Linked DNA regions of Homo sapiens: region 2 is linked to region 1. The links are chromatin loops, found by intact Hi-C in ENCODE. Cell type or tissue: Caco-2. All regions are shown on one strand. Links, peaks and the distances in the headings refer to the core of each region. The heading gives the core; the rest is flanking DNA. Region 1 has its middle 50 kb from the start of GOLGA6L2. Region 2 holds the start of MKRN3 (makorin ring finger protein 3).

Region 1 (12,688 bases), core at 4,470-6,969:
GGCCTACCTATCTTTGTTGCTGCTGTGTACTTCACTGTTATCAGCAGCAATCTTCAAGCTCCCCAGACGCTGAGGACTATCATTGGTCACACCCTTGGAGACCAACGACCCAGGGTTTAACCCAAAGGGGCAAGGAAAAATATCTAATGTCTCAACCCCCTACCAGAACACCTGATAAAGTTACACCATTGCTTAAATATTGCAAGACCTCTAACCATTTGTTTGGGTTTTAGTAAATGCATCTGCATGTTAACCTAACAGACTGATACCTTGGACAGAGAAGCTAACTTGTGCTGCCCCAGTGAGAGACCACTATAAATCTCAAGGTACAAACTCCAATCTCTGTGAAGTGAACTAGGAAGCCTTGGAACAAGAGATAGATACCCATAAGGTGGTCCACTGGGGCTCTTCCACTCCCCTTTTCTGTAACCACCTAGAAGTTCAGTACTATGAGTTATCAGACACAAATAGAAACAAAACCATGTCTTTAGGTGGCTAGAAACCCATAACAAAAAAGAAAGAGAGAAAGAAAGAAAGAAAAAGTATTTATATAAGGGGAAGAAATACTACTGATACTCCTAAGATAATGCATTGATGATGATGCTGATGATGAAACAAAGTTTTGTAATTTAACCCAATTGGAAATCCAAAATGTACTAAAATAATTTATATAACAGAGATAAAAGTGCACTGATTGGCTTTCATACCTCTACAACATAATTCCTGAATTAAATTTAGTATTGGCTTAAATATAGCAGTTGACAAAACTTCATGACTTTAATACTGGAGCTCAAATTAGAGTTACACCTGGGGATCCCACTAGATTTAAACAAGATGCCCTAATCATTTTATGAGAGTAGCTAAATATAAAATAGAGAAAAATAGGTATGTTTCACGTTATATCTTTTCCTAAATTTCCCAATCAGAATACCCATTGTTCTAAATTATGTTCCAACACAATGAATAACAAATTAAACTTAAAGCAATTATTTGGCATTTACAAATTGGATTGATAAAACAGGACCCCATGTGCCCCAGGTTAAAATAGTTTATAAAGATAAATATAACTAAAAACAGACTTTTCAAGGATTAAAATCTCTTATATAAAAGAAAATTAGTAAAGGAATGATCATTCCCATTGCTTCTCCATTTTAACAGCCCAATTTTGCCAATTCTTAAACCTGGGAAGAATGAAGATTGCCTCATAGTAGACTGCTACAGCTAAAATGCTATGGTCCCATTTGTTAAGGCTCCCATATTCAATACCCAAAATTATTTTGTTATGAGAATAAAACAGGAATATTTAGAAGAATGCCCCCACAACCTGGGAAGGAGCTAAGTGACCAAATAATAAGTTGGACAAGTCCAGCTTGATGAGTACATGAGGCTTTTAGGACTTACATACAGGACATTCCTGGGCAGCAACAGGAAAACTCCAGAGACCTTCCCTACCAGACATTTCTAAGCTGCTTTTAAGCTAATTTTTTGGCTCATTGCCTACTGCATGCAATGGATTATTTTTTCTTGGTAGGTTACCTGTGCACTCCAGGATGTTTGGGTTCCCAGAAACACCTGTTCCTCAGCTGGAAACCATTGCCTTGGCTCACCACTTGGCCTTCAAGGGCCAAGCAGAAGACCTACACCCTTAAGTAACCTGGTGGGGGGTGCCCATCACCCTATGTATTTACATTTCTGATTCTATTCAGTTGGCAACCAATAAATATTTTCCTATTATGGAAGTGGCTAATATGTATTGTTCAGTATCTATTTCAAAAACTTCTCAGCCTCAGTTTGGCTTCACCCCCAAAGGGATACTATAGGCCCTTCTGGACTACTGTGTGGTACCTCAAAACCTTCCTCATCACACACAATCTTTGCAGGAAAGATCTTAACTAAATCCAGCTTTCTCCGGAAACAGGTATCTTAGTCCATTCAGGCTGCCATAACAAAATAGTAAAGACTGAGTACTTTATAAAGAATAGATATTTACTTCTCACAGTTCCAGTGGCTGGAGAGTCCAAGATTTAGGTGCTGGTATATTTGATATCTGGTGAGGGCCCATTGATGCATACATGGTGCCTTTCTGTTGTGTCCTTATATGATAGAAGGGTGAGCTAGCTCTCTGGAGTCTGTTTATTAGGGCATTAATACTATTCATGAGAGTTCTGCCTAATCACCTCCCAGAGACTCTACCTCCTAATACTACAACATTGGGAATTAGTATTTCAACATATGAATTTTGGAGGAGGGGCCCCATGGCTTTGCTAGGTATAACCCTAGTGGCGACTCTCTGTGTTGGCCACAACCTTACGGTAGCTCGCTGCTTGAGTCTTGAGCCTGAGGGTCTCCCTGGCTTCATTCTTCAAAATCTATGTGGGAGTAGACACACCCCCATGGTTTATGCATTTTGTGCTTCTTTGGAGATGGCACCACATGTACCCTGCCAAGGTTTATCATCTATGCTGTGTGGAGGGGAGACCACCATGGCCTATGCTGCACCTGGGCCCTCTGGAGCCACAGCCGGTGTGGCCCAGGACAACTGTGCTCAAATTCAGGGAGCAGAGCTTTGAAATCATTCTTCCCTCCAGGTCCTTACATAAGCCTGTAATGAGAGAGACAGATTCCATAATCTCCAAAATTCCTTCCTGGTTATTCTGTCATTGTTTTGAGAAACAGCCCTTGTCTTGTGTTAGATTCCCAATCCATAGCAGTCTCCTTATCAGATGGTCACTTGACCATGCCCTTGTTCTCTCCCTAAAAGGAGGATGACTCCTTCTCCTTCTCCTTCTCCTTCTTCTTCTAGACAGGGTCTTTCTCTGTTGCCCAGGCTAGGGTACAATGGTGCAATCATAGCTCACTGCAGTCTGGAACCCCTGGGCTCAACTATTCCTCCTGCCTTAGGCTCCCAAATATCTGGGACTACAGGTGTGTGCTGCCATGCCTGACTAAATTTTTTAATTATTTTAAAATTTTTTGTAGAGAGAGAGTCTTGCTCTGTTGACCAGGCTGATCTTGAACTCCTGGCCTCAAATGATCCTCTCACTTTGGCCTCCAAAAGTGCTGAAATTATAGATGTGAGCCACCACACCTGGCCAGCTTTCTTATTTTTTTCCAATGTGGATAGGCTGAGAATCAAAAATTTTAAGATCTGCTTCCCTTTTGATTAACAATAACATTTTGGGCTATTTCTCTCTTCTTGAATTTTACTATAAGCCTTCAAGAAAAGCCAAGCTCCACCTTCAACACTTGGCTTAGAAATTTCCTGAGTAAAATATCCATTCATTTTCTCAAAAGTTCTACCTTCCATCAAACACTAGAATATGAACACAGTTCATCCAATTTTTTTGTCACTTTATAATGAGAATTGTCTTTCCCCCAATTTCCAATTACATGTTTCTCATTTCTGTCTGAAACCTCCTCAAAATGGCTTTTATCACCCACATTTCTATGAACATTGGGTTTATGGCCATCTTGGCATTCTCAAAGAAGATTTACCCTTTCTCTGCAGCTCTCCTCCTCTCCTTCTGAGCCCTCACTGGAATTAATCATTTAAGGCCACTCGTGGAAACATAGGTGCTTGCTAGCATGCACCTCAAAACTATTCCAGCTCGTAGTCATTACCCAGTTTCAAAGCTGCTACCACATTTCCATTATTTATTACAGCAACACCCTAACTTCTTGGAACCAATATTCTGTCTTAGTCTTTGGGGGATTTTCTAACAAAATACAATAGCCTGAATAGTTTATGAACAAAAGAAATGTATTTTTCACCTTCTGAAGGCTGGGAAGTCCAAAATCAAGGTGCCAGCAAGTTTGTGTCCAGTGAGGGTTAATTTTCCCATCCATGGGTGGTACTATATTATTGAGTCCTCATATGGCAGAAGGGTCAGGCTTGCTCTCTGGGGACTCTTTTATAAGCACATTAATTCCATTTGTGATGGCTCTGCTGTCATCATCTATTAAAGATTCCGCCTCCCAATACCATCCCATTTGGGGTTAGGATTTCAACACACGAATTTTGGAAGGACACAAACACTTAGTCTGTAGCTCCAAGGTACACATTTTACTCTCAGATACAATGGTGGGCTCTTAGAAACAACATTCAATGAAATTATATTTTCCCATTAGGCCCCAGGAAGCTGGATTAATTGAGAAGTCTTGTGGGCTCTTCAATGACTCCTACTTAAGTTAAAAAATAATAAATGAATTCCTAAATGGCCTCTATCTTGCCCCAGACCTTAATCTCTCTTAAGTTAAAGATGCAGAACTGACTTATAGCAACTTTAAAAAATCTTCCAATCACAATTGTCTATATTTAAAGGGAGATTCAAACGGATCCCAGATTGAGGATACCACTTTCTTAGGTACTTTTGCTAATCAGATTGTTTCACAAGTCAGGCACCTGTTCATCTGACATGGAACTCACTTGAACCTAAACTTACTCCCCAAAATCTTCCTCAATATTCATTTTATAAGGGATGGAAAATTTATCTGAGCTCGTCCTCTGATTACACTCAGAAATTAAAATTACTGCCCAAAAGCCAGTCCCAAAAATGGTAGAATGAAAGATAGAAAACTCCACTTAGTAACTTAAACTGACATTCAGATAGTAAAAGAATAAACACTATATTCCAAAATTATTGTAGGAAAACAGCCTGTTGCATGGCAAGAGTAATGCCATCTTGAAGCAAAACTGCCATAAGGACTGATGTTTCACTACAGCATACCAAGGCATTCCAGCAGCAAGGTCAAGAAACAATGCCTGTAGCATAGCTAACCCCTCATAAAGAAACAATGCCTGCAGCATAGCTAATTCCTCATATAGAAACAATGCCTGCAGCATAGCTAACCCCTAAAATAGAAACAATGCCTACAGCATAGCTAATTCCTCATAAAGAAACAATGCCTGCAGCATAGCTAACTCCTTATATAGAAACAATGCCTGCAGCATAGCTAATTCCTCATATAGAAACAATGCCTGCAGCATAGCTAATTCCTTATATAGGAAGAATGCCTGCAGCATAGCTAACTCCTCATATAGAAACAATGCCTGCATTATAGCTAATTCCTCATATAGAAACAATGCCTGCAGCATAGCTAATTCCTCATAAAGAAACAATGCCTGCAGCATAGCTAATTCCTCATATAGAAACAATGCCTGCAGCATAGCTAATTTTTCATAAAGAAACAATGCCTGCAGCGTAGCTAACTCCTCATAAAGAAACAATGCCTGCAGCATAGCTAACTCCTCATACAGAAACAATGCCTGCAGCATAACTAATCCCTCATAAAGAAACAATGCCAGCAGCATAGCTAACCCTTCATAAAGATGCTTATCTAACCTCCCCAGTAATCACCAGTTTCACTAAAGGGTCTCAGACATAACCAGTTGCATATGTTTTACCCAAAGAAGGCTTGCTATATAAAGAATACTTTCTAGAGGGCGAGTGTGAAGATTCACCCTCTCGTGGCCACCTGAAACATAGCTTCTGTTCATATTAAATGTTTCTTTCTAAGAAACTGGATTTGTCAACCTCTTTCTTTGGCCTCAGCTCCCTCAGCCTCTGAGGGTAGGTTTGCATATTCCTGCCCTGGTAATTATATATGCTAGAAAAATAATCATCATTAGATAACAAAAGTGTCAAGTGTTGCTGCACACTATTTTGTTGACAATTGGTTTTATTACTATTGATTTGGGTGCTTTCACTGGTTTGCAATCTGGTACTCCAAACCCTCCAAGTAAGTCATTGTTTCAAACAGACATAGCAAATGCTGTGGTCCACAAGCCATCAAGTATTGCTAATACAGCCCCAAACCTCATCCACTTGCCTATCACCAACAAACCAGCAACTGGGGAAAAGGATTCATACTAAGTGACTAAATTGGAGGACCTGCCTACAATCTAATGATGGATATCCAACCTCAGCCTCAAGATTTTAATTGGCAAAAAAACCTGCCACCTTATTAACAACATACACTCAAATCAAGCTGTGTGATTTAAAACCTATTTGTAGTAAAATGTTTCTTATCACCCATCTGAGAAAAACCTTGGACTATTGGGAGATTCAGATTTAGACGCTACTAATTATAGTGTTAATTGTGCCAATCAAGTTCCAGCACTTTGGTACAGTTACAGCAGCATGTTAGACGCAGACATTACCTTAGCTAGCCGTGCACCCACAAAGCCCCTTGACCTTAAGAATATTTGCAAGTCAAATTCCCAGGCACAACATTGCCTTCAAATTCCACAAGTGGCTCAGCCTTGTTATAATACAATAGAGGAACAAAAACATGATTCACATCAACCCTAGTGGTTATCCAACTTGGGAAGGATACCCCAGTCTCACATCCCAGATGACAGTGGTCTGCCTAGTCCAGGAATTCACTGCTGGAGATGACTTAGCTTCAGAGAACATTGCCCCAAACCAATACTTCACCATTGGAGATGACTTCACTTCCTGCACTGGAGATTACTTTTCCTTGGACACTTAGCTTCCCCAACAATGCCCATGGGCTCCCCTCCTAAGGCACTAACAAATATGCAATGGGATATTTATTGTTTCTTCCTTTGATATTAGGAATTCTAACATGTTTTCTGAGCTCACTTTTTGCTAGACAATGATCCTGGTATATAAGATGGAGCTTGGACTCCTCTTAGGGGCCTGTGGGTTGCCTCAAGCATGAAAATAAAGGAAAATCTTCAGTTCTTTCATGGTAGCCCTGAGACGTATATAAGCGACTTGATAAGCAATAAGGTAATTATAGCTTAAAACAATATCCAAAGAAGTTGGAATCCCCTATGGAAACTAAGGTAACATCTTAACATTTGTTATTGTTTTTCAGAAACCCAAATTTCCACCAAATTGCTCCACTGGCATATAGACCTCAATCAAGGGAGAATTGAGGACTAAACTGTGACTGCCATTCTTTTTTCTAAATTTCTTCCTGAGAGGCCTGAAGGAAGTCATACCCAGGAGTTAGAGCTAACCTTCTGTTCTGCTGACTCCAAGTTTTTAAACAAAGTATCTCTTTCTTAACCAATTGCAAATCAGAACATCTTTGAATCTACCTACGACCTGTAAGCCCCCACTTCAAGATATCTCACCCTTTTAGGCCAAACCAATGTGTAACATCCATATGTTGATTTATGATTTTCACCTTTTACTTCTGCTTTCCTGAAATTTACCCCTACCTTTAAAATCCTTCACTTGCGAGCAATTAGAGAGTTCAGAACTTAAGCAAGACCTGCCTGAGTCTTCTTGCTTGGTTCCTTGTAAATAAACATCCTCCTCTTTTCCTGCTGCAAACCTCAGTGTGGACATTTAGCCTTACTGTCGTGGGCAGTGGATCTCAGTTTGGTTTGGTAATAACCGTGACTGCAAAGGAACAACAGTCCCGAGCGGGCATCTCACTTGTGGCACAGGGGCTGCTGGCTGCAGCCATGCTCAAACCCTGTCCAGAAGCTGCCTGAATGATTGTATTCAGGGATGGATTCTTGCATCTGGCAACTGACCACCATTATGAAAGAAAGGCCTATGGTGCTTTCTTTCTATTTTATTTTATTTTTTTTTGAGACAGAGTCTTGCTCTGTCACCCAGGCTGGAGTGCAGTGGCGTGATCTTGGCTCACTGCAAGCTCTGCCTCCTGGGTCCACGTCATTCTCCTGCCTCAGCCTCCCGAATAGCTGGGACTACAGGCACCCGCCACCAAGCCTGGCTAATTTTTTTTTTTATTATTTTTAGTATAGACGGGGTTTCACCGTGTTAGCCAGGATGGTCTTGATCTCCTGACCTCGTGATCTGCCTGCCTTGGCCTCCCAAATTGCTGGGATTACAGGCATGAGCCACCGTGCCTGGCCTTCAATTTTTAATTTTAATTTTTGTGGGTACATAGTAGGTGTGTATATTTATGAAGTACATGACATGTTTTGATACAGGCATGCAATATGTATTAACCACATCATGTAAAATGGGGTGTCCTTCCCCTCAAGTGTTTATTCTTTGTGTTACTAACAATCCAATTATGCTTTTAGTTATTTTAAAATGTACAATTAAATTATTATTGACTATAGTCACCCTGTTGTGCTATCAAATACTAGGTCTTATTCTTTTTATTTTTTGTACCCATTAACCGTCCCCACCTCCCTCCCACCCTACCCCCACTTCCCTTCCCAGCCTCTGGTAACCATCTTTCTACTCTCTATCTCCATGAATTCAATTGTTTTGATTTTTAGATCCCACAAATGAGTGAGAACATGCAAATTTTTGTCTTTCTGTGCCTGCCTTATTTCACTTAATATGATGACCTGCGGTTCCATCCATGTTGTTGCAAATGACAGGATCTAGTTCTTTTTTATGGCTGAATAGTATTCCATTGTATATACGTACCTTATTTTCTTCATCCATTCATTCATCTGTTGACAGACTAGGTTGCTTCCAAACTTTGGCTATTGTGAACAGTGCTGCAACAAACATGGGAGTACAGATACCTCTTGGATATATGGATTTCCATGCTTTTGGGTATATTCCCAACAGTGGGATTGCTGGATCTCATGGTAGCTTTATTTACAGTTTTTTGAGGAACCTCCAAACTGTTCTCCATAGTGGTTGTACTAATTTACATTCCCACCAACAGTGTTTGAAGCTTCCCTTTTCTCCACATATTCGCCAGCATCTGTTGGTGCTTTACTTTTTGCAGTGTCAGAAATGAGGCACTGTTTTTGGTAAGTGGAGTTTGTGAACAACGGCCCCAAGCAATTTTTCCTTTAGATGCTGGGTTCTGCTTCAGCAGGACATCTGCTGTCGCCCAGATGTGCTTTGGAAAGGCACAAGGCTCTGCTGAATGAGAGCATATTTAGTGGGGAATACTCTACAGAGAACTGGAGGGATCAAGACCTTGAGGAATTGCATTTTTATTTTGATTTGCTTTCTTGAAATTCTGTCCAAAGCCCAGCTGAGTCCTTAAGGGTTTGTCACCTAAGGCTTTGTCATCTAAAAAAGAAAGCATGAGCTCTATTCCTCCTTGTAGTCCATTAGGGTGCATTAATACAATGCTGCAGCCAGGGATCAGTGTGCCATAAATGAGACGCCCACTCAGGACTTTTGTATCTTGCAGTCACCAACTGTTATCAAACCAAACTGAGGTCCACTTGCCCCGGGTATTATGTCCAAACATCAACACCAAGGTTTTCATTAGGAGAAAAGAAGATATTTATTTGTAGGGTGCGAGACATTTTAGCTTTGGACCCATAAAAAGGAATAAGATTTTTTTATTGCGGCACTATTTGGCCACAATATTATTTAGACTCCAGAGGAAAACCTGAAAAAGGGATCCTTTAGATTCCTAAATTTAAAAAGATTTTAGAGATCTCTTAAACAATTGATGGGAAAATCAAATTTTAAAAAGGACACATAATAGTGTGATGGTTAGCCTTAGGAATTCTCTTGACTAAATCAAAGAGCAAAAATCTGACCTAAAACAAAGTTAAAATTATTTGCAAGCCTAGAACTGCCCACTTCAAATCATCTCTGTGAACAATAGTGAAGACAGTCCCATCCTATAATCCACCAGCTAAATAAAGTTCTGCCCTTTCACCGTGACAGCCTGAGTTTGATTCCCAGCCAAGGAACAAGTCCTTTTGGTTTGCTATTTGTGAGATTTTTGCCATTTGTTGATGCATTTTTCTTTCATGGACAGCTTTTGATTTCCATCTGTGGGGGTATATGAGGCTTTTGAGCCTTGTGTGCAGATAGTCAACTAAGAACCTGAGACTCTAGAGAATTTGGGAAATAAGAATGTGGATTATACTCCATTTGTAGCTAGCAAAGTTTTCATTTCTTTGAACTGTCAAAAGACAGGGTGGGTTTGGATCTTGTGAATACTGCTTTCCGCCTCTCTGGAGACACCTCATACGTCCTTGGTTAAATCATAATCTTGGTGAAGCTTAACTTAAACGGTACCTTTAAGAAATAAAAAGGATATGGCCGGGTGCAGTGGCTCACGCCTGTAATCCCAGCACTTTGGGAGGCAGAGGCGGGCGGATCACGAGGTCAGGAGATCCAGACCATCCTGGCTAACACGGTGAAACCCCGTCTCTACTAAAAATAAAAAAATAAAAAATAAAAAAAAAATTAGCCAGGCGTGGTGGCGGGCGCCTGTAATCCCAGGTACTGGGGAGGCTGAGGCAGGAGAATGGCGTGAACTCGGGAGGCGGAGCTTGCAGTGAGCTGAGTTTGCTCCACTGCGCTCCAGCCTGGGCGACAGCAAGACTCCCTCTCAAATAAATAAATAAATAAATAAATAAGATAAAAATAAAAAGGATACAAAGTCTTACATATCAGCTGTTTGTCCTGTTAAAATTCTCTAATAAGTTTGAAAGGATTTTTAAAGAGCTGGATAGTCAAAAGTCAACTTAATTGAAACTGCTATTTAGGTTATATGTACGTTGTGTGTGTGTGCGCATACACTTGTGCACATGTGTGTATGCATAAGAGTCTTTAAGTCCTCTGTTCTGTCTTTGTAAGAATTTCTCCATTGGCTAAATTTCTCTCTCCTTGCACCCATGGCAGTCACATATGTGCTCCCTCTGCCTGTTTCTCCTTTTCCTTCTGTCAGCCCCTGTTGCATCTTGCCACCATCGGTGCCACATGAGGGGACAAGAAAATTTTTTTTCTAACAGACTGAAATTCCTTAAGGAAAACAGAAAAAGATGTGGTGGATTCCTCTTTTGGGGAGGAACTTCTGTTTTTCCTCAGGGAATCTCAAGAGGACAGAGTCCTCCCAGATCTAAAATTACTCCACTTTTTCTCTTCGGCTTTTGCAGTACCAGAAATCACTCCGTATTATGAGAAAACTTGCCTTATAAAATCTTATGGTAAGTTCCTGTGATTTTGTGTTGCTTTGGTGTCCATTTTCAGTCTTTCTTTAACAAAGCCTACACTCTTTTTTTTTTCTTCTTTTTTTGAGATGGAGGCTTGCTCTGTCTCCCAGACTGGAGTGCAGTGGCGTGATCTTGGCTCACTGCAACATCCACCTCCCAGGTTCAAGCGATTCTCCTGCCTCAGCCTTCCGAGTAGCTGGGACTACAGGCACATGCAACCATGCCTAGCTAATTTCTGTATTTTTAGTAGAGACAGGGTTTCATCATGTTGGCCAGGCTGGTCTCGAACTCCTGACCTCAGGTGATCTGGCTGCCTCGGCCTTAAACTCTTTCTTAAAGGAGAATAAATTGTCTCTCTCTCTCTGCTTTGAGATATGCATTGCCAGTTTGTTTCCTCTGGGATCTGGTGAGGGCTTGAGCCATGTGGAACAGGTGGATTTTTACTTGTTCCATTTATAGAGATGGAACTGGAATCCAGCTGCCATTTTTGGACTGGTGAGCTTTGCCAGTCTAATAGCTAGAGTTTTAAAATCAAGAGTCTAGGGGCTTTGTTTATGTCTGTTTTGATCTTTATGTATGCAGGTGTGTATGTCTTTGCATGTTGTCTACAATAGCAAATTGGCTTATAAATAAAAGAGTATTCATAAATTAAATACATAAATTTAAATGCTTTTCAGGTTAATGTGATTTTAATAATGATATTCAGTAAATAAAGATAGTTTCAAAATTGTTCTTAAAATAAAAGCATCTTCAGAATTGAATTTGGACATTTTTGCCTAGATGTATTGGTCAGATACTATCTCTGTTAGATGTTTTAAGATCATAGAATGATTGCTTCTGTAGTGCTTTTGATACTTGCTTAAATTTTCTATAAACTTACGCCTTTAGATTTGAGCCTTTAGGCCATGATGAGACCTATCCCCAAGTCTGGTACTTTGTCCTGGGCTACTGACACATAATTAAAACTGCTTGCTTCCTGGGCTTGTCACTGAACATAAGGGTTACTAAGAGTTTACATTGTAAGTAATTTATGTAATTAAGACTACTAGACATAAGAAAAGCAATTTTACATCCAAAGGCTCTAAAGAAAACAGAATGCACTTTTAATTTAAAAAAGATTGTAAGAAGGCAAGAGAATGTGGTTTTTGTTAAAGGAAAATTAAAATGTAAGAGAGGTTGAGGGAGAGAGAGTAGTTTTTCATTTACATGAGAGAGAATTCTGTGTGGTCGTAATAATAAGGGGGAAAATAAAGTAAACCTTTGTCCTAGGATAAAATGGTAAGACATGATACACATAACTGAAGGTTTAAGCAAGTTGTAGAAAGTTTGTGAAAGAGTGATCTTGTGAAAATAATTTTGTGTATGATCATGTGGGCTGAAATTAAAAAGAGGTCATTTAGTTTTTCTAAAAACTAAACCTAAATATGAAAAGCAGACCGATGCACGGCCAGAGCCTGGACCACTGTGTCCGAGTAACAGGGTTTTCTTGGAGCATGGATCTGCTCATTAATAAAAAATATAAGAGTTTAGGCCGGGCGCGGTGGCTCACGCCTGTAATCCCAGCACTTTGGGAGGCTGAGGCGGGCGGATCACGAGGTCAGGAGATGGAGACCATCCTGGCTAACACGGTGAAACCCCGTCTCTACTAAAAATACAAAAAATTAGCTGGACGTGGTGGCAGGTGCCTGCAGTCCCAGGTACTCGGGAGGCTGAGGCAGGAGAATGGCGTGAACCCGGGAGGCGGAGCTTGCAGTGAGCCGAGATCGCGCCACTGCGCTCCAGCCTGGGCGACAGAGCGAGACTCCGCCT
Region 2 (2,500 bases), core at 1-2,500, 68 kb before region 1:
CAGCATCCATGGGGTGCAAGGTCTGCAGCCCACACATGTCGCATATGTCTCCATGGAGGTACATACAGCTCTCCCCACGAAAGCAAACTCCCCTGGAAGCATAATAGCAAAACCGCAACCCACTGCCCACAGCCATCTGCTTCCTCTCAGTCTCTGAGCTCTGTAGAGGAGCCTCGGGGGCAGATGCAACCCAGCGGCCCCGGTAGGGCTGCCCTGGAACAAACTCAATGGCATCCGCCCAGCTTTCTACACCTGCTCCTCCAGCAGCTCCACGGTCTGCATTGTCTCTCTCGGCTTCAAAGAAACCCCTTTCAGCAGCCGAGCCAATCACAGGCAAGGAAAGGGAGGATGCAGCCGGGGGGGCTTCCGCCACTTCCTGAGTCGGGGGCTCGATGTGCGCAGCCGTGCTAGGGCCTCCACCTGCAGAGGCCCCAGGCGGCGAAACGCCACCCTCAGTGGCCATCTTCCGACCAGAAAGGTCGTGCGAATAGCGACAGTTCTCCCCCTCCTTGCACTGCCCATGTATATAATACCTGCAGATGATCTGCTTTGTCCAAATGCCGCTGCTTCGGCTTGGCAACGGACTGGGCCAGGCTCCTCCTCCTGAGGCTGGGGCAGGCCTCAGGCCTCCTCTGCGGAGGTGGGCAGGGACTGGAGCTACAGGGAAGGGGGCCCAGCCCCTTGCCGCATGTGGCAGGGCTGAATCTGGAGCAGCAGATTCCCCGGAGGGCTCACAGACGGGAAGGTCCGGCCCAGACACACCCTCCCTTGCTGCCTCAGCACCTGCCTGGGCCCCGGCTGCCTCGTGGGCTTCTGAGGGAGCTGCAGGCTCTTCCATGGCTGCTTTGGCACCCCGAAATGGTGCCAGAACCTCTCCGGTATTTTTTCTTTATGGGCTTGAGGCCCGGAATGGCGGCCGCGCTCGGAGGCTTCTCTGGGGGAAGTGTGCATCTCTTTTTCCTTCCCCCCTGCTTTTGGGTCCCTCTGACTGTGTGTTCCTACCTACTTCCGGGCACAGGCAGCATGGCGGACACTTCCTGTGGGGGCAACGTACGTGCTCTGCCTGGTTTTTACCGCAATTTTCCAATCTGACATATTTTTTCGTTCACACAGGCGGGGACCAACCCAGCCCCTTTTGTCTGCCTTCTGCCTCTGCTTCGCTGTGTTCCGGCAGTCCCTAAGTCCCTTCTCACACGATTTCCTCAGGAGAATGAGGTTTTACTTTAATCTCTTCTGGTTTCGGTCATGCACGCTTCGTTGTATTTTCGTATCTGTCTGCCTTAAAAAAAATATAATCCTATAGATTCTGAAACATTTCATCCATGAATTATATAAATTCTTTTTTTATTCACTCCATCTTATGTCTGTGGTTTTTTTCTTTTAATGCCCGATCGCGGCAGGAAGCTTTTTTCAATTCGTTCGGTTGACAAGGCGCCGTTTCTTTTGGTCTTTGTTTTCTGGGATTTCTGAGGGCTTACACTGGATACGCTTTTCACCAGCAAGGCATTAGCAGAGAGCACTTCTGATCCGAGGCTAAGTTAGCACCTTTCAGATGTCTTTCTTTATTGTGATTACTATGCTCATTTTCCCACTGTGTTAGAAGCGCCAGACTTCAACCAGTCCTGATGCTGGCCTAATAAGACACTGTCCCCTGCATGACCCAGGCTTTTATTTTCTCTACTGGTTTAATTCATGGCAGCCCTTTGTTTCCCTTCCTTTCTTTCAACCCCATCTGTGCTGTGTTGTGGCAGGACAGCCTTTCATAACATATCCTGTGCCATATTATCCACAAAGGAATGGTCTTTAATTTCCATGTATGAGCGTTTTGTCATTTTTGCAGATAAATGTAGTAGATTAATCATTTTTTTGTATTCCTACTTTGCTGAGAGTACGTATCATGACTGCATACTGAATTCTGTTATGTAGTTTTATACATTTTTTGAGACAATTTTGTTTTTCCCTTTATTCTCTTAATGTGATTATTTGCAGCTATGAGTTTCAAATATTTAACTAACCAATTTGTTTCTAATAAGAAGCCCTTCTGTCATGATATATCATTTTATATATTATTGGATTTTTTTTCTATAAGTTTCTTTGAGGAAATTTTGTTGCCTAAATCTGTAAAGTGGAAACATATCTGAATATTTATAATCACCCAAGTCAACAAATTAAATTATAATTAAGTAGGTAAAAGCAATGAAAGCAGAATGAAGCAAATAATAAGGGCAAGAAAAGCAATGAAGAAAAACAAATATTAAATAAGGGAAATAAATTAAGTAAAATCCCTTAAACTGCTTATTGAAGCCAGATAATTTCTGGTGAAATTTATCAAGGAAAAATGAAGAAGGCTCTAATACCCAAGATCAGTAATTTCAAATATGTTATCACTACATTAATAACAGACATTAAAAATCATTAGAGAATATCAGGAACAAAGTTAGGAGATAAAACTTGAAAAGTTACATGAAATAGTCATATTGGTGGAAACATCTATTAGTAA

What was found. A loop is a pair of places that touch in the nucleus more often than their neighbours do. Peaks named below come from ENCODE experiments on the same cell type or tissue, not always from the same donor. Only the 100,000 strongest peaks of a DNase experiment are listed, where the experiment ranks them.
Region 2: it touches region 1 in a loop (7-fold over the local background); 6 of 110 quality-filtered maps call a loop at or near these places.

The regions. Positions count from the first base shown.
Region 1 is chr15:23,490,635-23,503,322 of GRCh38, reverse strand. No RefSeq gene overlaps it. Among named protein-coding and RNA genes, the nearest start is that of GOLGA6L2, 50 kb to the right of the region's middle. In Caco-2, for the core only: a CTCF peak has its summit at 5,501 (motif pointing left); no DNase peak of the experiment used is centred there.
Region 2 is chr15:23,564,121-23,566,620 of GRCh38, reverse strand. It overlaps MKRN3 (makorin ring finger protein 3), which reads right to left and starts at 947. Exons shown (of 1, transcript NM_005664.4): 1 at 1-947. The coding sequence starts at 838. In Caco-2, for the core only: no CTCF peak of the experiment used is centred there; DNase peaks (open chromatin) are centred at 360 and 1,010; H3K4me3 peaks cover 2,020 bases.